Linked DNA regions of Homo sapiens: region 2 is linked to region 1. Evidence: chromatin loops called from intact Hi-C (ENCODE). Cell type or tissue: dorsolateral prefrontal cortex. All regions are shown on one strand. Region 1 holds the start of GRIA3 (glutamate ionotropic receptor AMPA type subunit 3). Region 2 overlaps GRIA3 (glutamate ionotropic receptor AMPA type subunit 3).

Evidence for each region. A loop is a pair of places that touch in the nucleus more often than their neighbours do. Peaks named below come from ENCODE experiments on the same cell type or tissue, not always from the same donor. Only the 100,000 strongest peaks of a DNase experiment are listed, where the experiment ranks them.
Region 2: a loop joins it to region 1, with 2.2 times the contacts of the local background. A loop is called at or near these places in 2 of 110 quality-filtered maps.

What each region holds. Positions count from the first base shown.
Region 1 is chrX:123,181,755-123,185,754 of GRCh38, reverse strand. GRIA3 (glutamate ionotropic receptor AMPA type subunit 3) reads right to left here and starts at 1,477. Exons shown (of 16, transcript NM_007325.5): 1 at 1,111-1,477. The coding sequence starts at 1,219. In dorsolateral prefrontal cortex, no CTCF peak of the experiment used is centred here; DNase peaks (open chromatin) are centred at 644, 1,467 and 2,214; H3K4me3 peaks cover 2,573 bases; H3K27ac peaks cover 2,436 bases; H3K27me3 peaks cover 3,297 bases.
Region 2 is chrX:123,262,748-123,266,747 of GRCh38, reverse strand. All of the region lies in intron 3 of GRIA3 (glutamate ionotropic receptor AMPA type subunit 3), which reads right to left. Among named protein-coding and RNA genes, the nearest start is that of GRIA3, 80 kb to the right of the region's middle. In dorsolateral prefrontal cortex, no CTCF peak of the experiment used is centred here; no DNase peak of the experiment used is centred here; H3K27me3 peaks cover 3,145 bases.

The DNA.
Region 1 (4,000 bases):
TACCGGATACCTCTCAATGATACTGGGGTGTGGGATTGAGGATTGATATTCAACCTGTGTGTCTTTCAAGACTTGTGAACTCAGATTTTGGCCAAGAGAAACCTGGCTTTTCTAGACTGAAAAGAAGAGGCTAGAGAGAAGGGAGAAGAGACGAGGGAGCCGTTTTGGGTTAGGACGATGGAACCAAGAGTGAGACTTGGTTCTTTCTTAGTCGGCAGCCTTCTTTTTTTTTAGTCGCCCCCCCCCTCCGCCCCCCGCCCATCCGCACAGCTGGTCATCTTTTCATTGTGTGAAGGGAAAGGTTGGGAAGAAAAACAATATTGTTCCCCCTGCTACCCCAACCCGTTCCCCATAGCCACCCTCCCCCGTGACAATACAGGGGGTTGGTTCAGTAATGGCAAAAATTCTAACTTCTAGACTTGTAAATACGACAGAAGCCAAGATAACTCCCTCCAGGCGCCCAGGAGCCGGGCTCCAGACAGACACAGCGGCAATTCATGAATTCGTGGTCTGCGTGACTTCGCCGCTTGCCCGCTCAGCTCCTAGTCTCACCCCCGCCTCCTACCCCATCCACCACCAACGCCTGCTGCTGCCCGGGTCTGGGAGATCCAAAGTGGGCTCCACCTCCCCCAGCACCAGCCTGTCTCCCGACAGCCGGAGACCACGGACTGAGCACCCCGGGCCCGGGTTATGCGCCCTGGCGCGGCCAGACAGTCGGCATCACCCTGGGACAACTTCCAGGAGCTGCACGCACGCCATGGCAAAGTCCAGAGCAGCGAGCCGAAAAGCCTCGACTCTTCACCCCCTTGCAGCATCCCAGCCTCCTGCTCGCCTCCGGTGCTCCTCTCGGCTCGGAAAACCTAGCAGTTCACCCCCACTAGCCCCAGGAGACCCCTCTCTTGTCCCAGAGGCTCTTCAGACCAGCCACCTCGTTGAGGCTCAGATTCCCCCCGCCCCGCCCCCCGCCCCGCACCATCTCTGCCCGGTCCCGGCCCCAGTCCCAGTTCCCAGGCCACGCAGGACAGGGACCCACCGCAGGGAAAGCCTTGCCGGGGCAGTGGTCTCGGGTGAGGGAGAGCCTGGACCGACGGCTGGCTCGCTTGCGCTTACCTATGCTGATGGTGTTGGGGAATCCTCCGTGAGAATGACCCAAAAGCCCCAGGACTAAAAAGAAGACCGCCCGGAGCACGCTTTGCCCCATTTTCTTCTGCCTGGCCATGCTACGCCTAAAACGAAGCTGACAAGAGCATGGGCGCAACTCAGGAGTCGTCAAAATAATAATAGAAAAAGAAAAAGAATTCGCTGGCTCTTACACCCCCTCCCCTTAACTTGCTCTCGCTCACTCTTCCTTTCCACCCCACACTAGTCCTCCTCCTCCTCCGCTGCCGCCGCCTCCTCTTCTTCCTCTTCTTCTCTCTCCCTCTTACTCTCTCTCTTATTCGCTCGCTCTCTCTCGCTCGCTCTCTCTTCCTTTCTTGCTCCCTCTCTCTCCCTCTCGCTCCCAGGATCTCTCACACCCCCTCCCTTCCCCCCACCTCACTTCTGTCTTCACACCAATCTGGAAGGCGGGTTCATTGGCTGCAAGCTGGGTTTGCCAAAGCGATTTCTGTCCCTATGATAGAGAGAGAGAGAGAGAGAGAGAGAGAGAGAGAGAGAGAGAATAAAATCCTAAAACAGAACAAAACAAGCAAAACACTGAAAAACAAAAATAGAGAAGCAAAAGAAAGAGAACGAAAGAATAAATTATCAAGACAATCTGAGACTCTCTCCGCGCCCCCCCCCCCCCGCAAAAGATGGTAGGTCTAAAGAGGGGGGGAAAAAAAGGAAAGAGCGAAAAGGCTCAGTGCCGGTGAATTGGGCTCTTCCAATTGGGCCAGTAGGGGGATATTGATCAAAGTTGATCTGACGTGGAATTAAAGCCGCACACCGCTTAGCTCTACTGCAAACTGCAGCCCCGGACTGCAAAGCCTAGGCGCTGGCGTTTGTCAACACCGGAGATGGGATCAATAGAAATACACCACTCCTAACGTGGATCAACCTTTCAAGCTGCAACGTCCTCCCACCCTTTAAAAAAAAATAGCTGCATTGCCTCTGTGTTTGTGTGTCTGTCTTAAAGAAGGGGGGCCTTAGGAGGGCCATTAGTGGTTACTCCGGAGTCTTTGTAGAGACTCAGAGAAGCAGTTCCCATCACAATGCGCCCGAAGATGCTGCGCATGCCCGGTCTCTGCCGCTCCGCTTTTACAGCAGAGATCCGAGGGCGAGTGAGCAACCCCCACCCCCATCCCCGCAGCTTTGGGAGGCGTGTCCCTCCCCTTAAACTAGTGCTGAGGCCGGCTTGCGGGGGCATGGGGTGGGCGGTGCTGAGCAGTGATGGGCAGTATGGGGCTGACTTCTTTGGAGGGCATAGGAAAAAGTATGTGCGTAGAGGTAGTAACTAAAAGGTTAATGAAAAGGACGCTCAGGCTCACTGACCAAGGAGGAGGGAGGTGTGGGAATGAGCTGGTCTGGGGGTGGGGATTGAAAGTTGAGGCTGGAGAAAACTGTACCTAGCTGCATTGATCCCTTGGTGTTGCCTCTGGACTTAGCAGCCTAGGCCCCTGACTGATGACCTCAGAGGTTATCAATTCTTTCTGACTCTTCTTCCCCTCTGCTCTAAGGCGAGCAAAGAACCTATGAAGTCCTACAGTACAGACCGGATTTCAGTGACGGTGGCCTTCTCCATAGCATGCTGCGGATGAACCTCCTGGGCTATAGACTCCTCTCCCTAGCCCCTTTCTCCCGCAATGAGGAAAAAGAATCCTCTTTATCTCTCACGTTTTTCACTTTTACTTTACAGTTACTGTAGAAGGCATGGGTTTTATCCTCCCCACACCTGCTATTTTCCTTTTCATATCCTCTCCTCCTGGTCTAAGTGGAACATGAACTCTCCTGCCAGTGTAAAGCGAACTGATATACATCGGGGATAAAATTGGGAATATACAGGGGATAGAAGGACCCTGGAGCCCAGCTAGTATATCAGTTGCTACAGAACTTTGGATTTGGCGAGACGTAGTCTGGAGCCTGGAACAATGGAACAAAATGGCTTCAAACCAGAAAAATTGTCCTAGGCTCTTCCCAAATTTCTATTCATTCTGATAATGCATAATTTCCTCCCACCCACCACTCATAGAAATCTTTTGTCTCCATTTTGATATTTCATGGACAGGAGTGAAGGAGAAACATGAGAGTCTGAGGAGACTCATCTTTTCAGTGGAAGAAGCATTAGGGCAAAGCGGGTAGCAGAGGTAAGGTTGGTCATCCCCTGCCAAATGTAGACAGGGACATAGCATTATTCGGGAACATGGGCTTAGGAGGCATACACGTCCAGGTTCGAGTCTAAGTCCCATCACATACAGGCAGTGTGTGACCTTGAACAACTTTGTTAATCTGAACCCCAGTTCTCTCATCTTCAAAATGGGAATATTAATATCTTTCTTTATAAGGCAGTTGTGAAAATTAAGTAAGATAATTGATATGAAAGCATCTAATTCAGTGCCTGCCTCAGAGAAAAATCAATAAATGTTAATTTCCAAACTCCCTTCCCTCTTTCTCACCTAGTAAAAGTGCCCTCTTGTCCCCCAAGTTTCCTCATGCTGTCATCCTCCTCTCTCCTCATATTCCACATAACTTCAGACTCTGCTATCAAGTCTATGCCAATGTTCCACATTAAAATCTTTCCATTGTGGCTCCTCAAAAGGCCCGGGAGACAATCTTTACTAAGATTCTAATGGCAGGCAATGACAATTTAATATTAAAATGTCACATTTAAAGAACCTTTACTCTGTGCCAGGCACTAGGTGTTTCTCCTTTTTAGATAACACAGTTGCATTTTAATAGGAGCCTTCAATGCCTTGTCCCAAAGGAACAACTTTAATGAGGAGGTTTTAGTTTTGATTTCATGTGAGTGAACAATATATTTTGTACGAGGAGAAAGTGACTTTCAGCATGTCTCACTTCACTC
Region 2 (4,000 bases), 81 kb before region 1:
TAGTAGTTAAGGGATGGGTGGAGAAGAGAGTAGGAAAGTGGGTTGGAGTTTTGTTGGATCATGAAGGGCCTTGTGTGCCATGCTTAGAATCTAGGGGTAACAGGAATGTTGTTGAAATCTTTTAGGCAGGGGAGTGACATGATGGGAAGATTGCTGTTTATCAGTGGTGGAGGGGGTAACATCAGGGAGATCAGTTAGGAGAATGGTGCAGGAGATGGTGGGAGCTTGAGCTTGAGTCAGTGGCAGTGGAAACGTAGACGAAGGTCTTTGGTGATGAGATGTGCAATATGATGAAGAGGCAAGATTCAAGGATGAGGTTTCTACTTTGGGCAACTGGGCAGTGCCATTCACTGAGTGTGGGAACATAGGTGGAGGCAAAAGTTTTCTGGGAAAAAAGAATAAATTCGGAATTCAGAACATTGAGTTTGAGGTCCAGGTAGGGCATCAAGATAAAGGTTTTAGAGGGAAACCAAACTATGGATCCAGAACTGGAAAGAGAGGTTGGGGCCTCTGGAAAGCCCATGTGAAATTGCAACTGTTTTGCATAGAGAAGGGTTTTGAATCATTACAAAAATATTCAAGAAGCAAAACTGCTTTATCTTTTATCCTAGAAATTCATATCATTTTTGAGAAGAAATACTCCTTTTATTTTAAGGAATCCTGGAAATTGCAAATGGTTATGTAGGTCTGTGTTTTAAGACCTCGAAGAGTGATGGCAGTAAAGGCCTTAAGTGGAGGAGAGGCCACTGTTGAGAATACTGACAAACCTTGTTAGAAGAAAACTTGCTAGAAGTGTGTTGTGTCAGCCCCTGGCTTGGAGATCTACCAGGAAGGGTTTTAAGATCTACTGGGATATCCTAATCTACTATCTAGGCATTGTTTCCTTTTGCCGCCTATCTATCAGGGTCCTGAAAGGGTTCAGGGCTCAGAAATGAACACGAAGGGAAACATGTGAGTGCACTTAAGGCCTCTGGCCAATTTCCAAAGCCAATGTGGCTGGTTATTTGTGTCTCCATAACTCTCCTTAAGAGTTAATTTCAAACTTCATTTGAAAATAAGTTCTAGTTTCATTATACAGGTGACCCTTGAACCATAAAGGTTTGACTGCATGAATCCACTTATACACGGATTTTTCTCTGCCTCTGCCACACCTGAGAAAGCAAGACCAACTTCTCCTCTTCCTCTTCCTCTTCAGCCTACTTAATATGAAAACAATGAGGATGAAGACCTTTATGATGATCAACTTCCACTTAAAGAATAGTAAATATATTTTCTCTTCTTTATGATTTTCTTAATGACATTTTCTTTTCTCTAGCTCACTTTATTGTAAGAATACAGTATATAATAGATATAGCATATAAAATACGTGTTAATGAATCATTTATGTTATCTGGTAAGGCTTCCAGATAATAGTAGGCTATTAGTAGTTAAGTTTTGAGAGAGTCCAAAGTTATATGTGGATTTTCAACTGTACAGGTGGGTAAACCCCCTACTCCCATGTTATTTAAGGGTCAATTGTAAATGGAAGTGTTGTAATAGCCCACAGAATTTTAGAATCAAAAGGAATCACTCTAGATTGTATTTACGTATTTTTTTTTTTATATGTCCATGCTGCCCTTCTAAACTGTGAGCTTATTAAGGGGAGGCACTCTGTTTCATTCACTTCCATAACTCCTGTAACTTCCCTGACACAAAATTCCTGCACTCAGGAATTGTTAGTTGCAGAATGATGGAGTCCACTCTGTCATTTTACAGATGTGGAATCTGAGGACCAGAAAAGCTATTGTGACTTGCCCAGGATTACACAGCTACTTAGTGGCAGAGTTGGGGGCCTGGAACTGAGGTTCTGAGTTGATGATGCTTTTCTTCAACACCCTTAACGGGACTATTCACCTCTCATAACAGAGTGTTCTTGACATGTGGTGACAAAGATTCTTTGACCAAATTCTCACCATGCTCCTCTGAGCCCTCTTCTCCACCCCGTCCCAACCTTGGCCTATAAAGACTAGAACAAAACACTAACATAGTTTCTAATAGCCCAAGACAACATCTCTAGGAAGATTCTAGTCTTCCTTAAAGTGGCTGCCTGAGAAGACTCAAGGCTGCCAAAATAATTTATTGTTTGTTTCACCCAACACCTCAATATAGTTCTCCTGTCTGCCAGTCTCCATGGAAGGGTGGGAGCCTAACTTCAGTAAGTGCCAGTTGACAAACTCAGATGAGTTTCACATAGGCCAAACCTCCCCTTTCCTGCTTTTTGTAACTTTTCACTTTCCTGACTCTATTGGGCCCCCTTTCATCTCCCTCCCCTTTCCCTCATTTTCCCTTCAAAATGCCCAGCCACCTCTGTACAGATTGAAGGTGAGTTCAGTTTATGCTGAACGCTTTTCCCTACTGCAATAGTATATTACTGATTAAAATCAGTCTTTAGCTCTTTAACAAATGTCCAGCTTTGTTTATCTTTGACAGTGGTTAGAGACTCTATATGAAACCAGACAGAATGCTCCTGGAGAAGTTTCCTCTATTTCTGAGCATTCCTCCTGTCTCCTAGATGCTTGGTGGATTCTTAAGATTTTATTTTAAAACACAGAGGATAGAGTGCCAGTACTCTGTGTGGCCATTTGCCTATGAGAAGGTAAATATGGATTCAAAAATCTACTTGGTGATTTGTGCCAACCTCAGTTTCCAAACATCTCTGTTTCCCTTAATAGCTCACTATGGGTCTGTCATCCATGAATTCATCTAAGCCTTTATTTAGGGGGAGGGGAAAGCTATTTATATCTTCAGTCTAATCCACCACTTGGTGTAATGAGTTCCATATGTCTCCTCCATTTTCTACCTGCTGTGAGAAGTAGAGTTTCCTTTATTTGTCCTAAATTCACCTCTGTGGGCTTTATGTTGATAAGATGCAAAAGCATATACACAGTCTCAGACACACATGTGATTTAGGATGGAAAACGACCTCACTATTAATTGTTATCTTTGTTTACAAGCATATTAAAAATTTAAATGAAAGAGAGCCCAAGTAATGCAATTGAAAGCAACACAGTAGCAACTATTTATCCCCAGGAGGAGGATGTAAATCGTTAACAAAACGGAGACCCATTGACACAGGAACCCGTGGAAATAAATGGGAAGCCTGCTATGGAATCAGCGCCTAGCCAAGCACTGCCTGCCTGCAGTGAAGTTGAAGCACCCTCTAAAAGTTCAGTGTAGCCCAGGAACATAACCTGTCAGCCTCCTCGCCTGACATGATCTTAATTAGCCTCTGTTCTACTGCTGAGAAAGCCTGCTGAGGCAGTTAGCACCAGAGAATTAATCAGATCGTTTGTGGAGTCGACAAAGCAGGACAGCAGCCGACACTGGCAACCTATTGATTGGAAAGGATCCAGGAAGACAGGGAGTGAAGTAGTCTCTATGTGTGCCCCCTCTTTCCTCTGAATGGGAATGCTCTACAGAGACTTCAGTTGGAGGTGAAGTGAGCTGTGCTCCACCTTAACCTCTGCTCTCCTCTCCAATTCATATTCTGTCCTCCTTGCTTGCATGCACTTTTTGGCTAAGGCATCATGTGTAGCCATACTGATGCCAGACAGTGTGTTTGACTGCAAGAGAGAGGGAAAGAGCACTGTTGATTTTGTTGCAAATTGCACTTTTGCTACAGGATTAGTTGAGAAAATGGGATTTTGCCAGTATTTCCCTCCCTCCCTTTGTTTACTGCCTATTTTCAACAGCCCTGTAATTGCTTTCCATTTAGTAAAAGGAACATTGTTCCTTTTTTGGTTTTTCTTTTAATTGTATTTCTTGCCTTGAGCTGTGACGTTTGGGAGCATTGATGGGAATGCCATGTTGTTTTGGTTCTAGATACCAACTTGGCCTTAGTAATCAAGGCAAGGTCATTGCTAGGGGAGGCAGTTCTGTGGTGGCCTCAGAAACGTTTATAACTTCTTCCATTAAGCCTTCCCTGGCTAGTCCAGCCTGCCTATCATGAAATTTCTCTTCT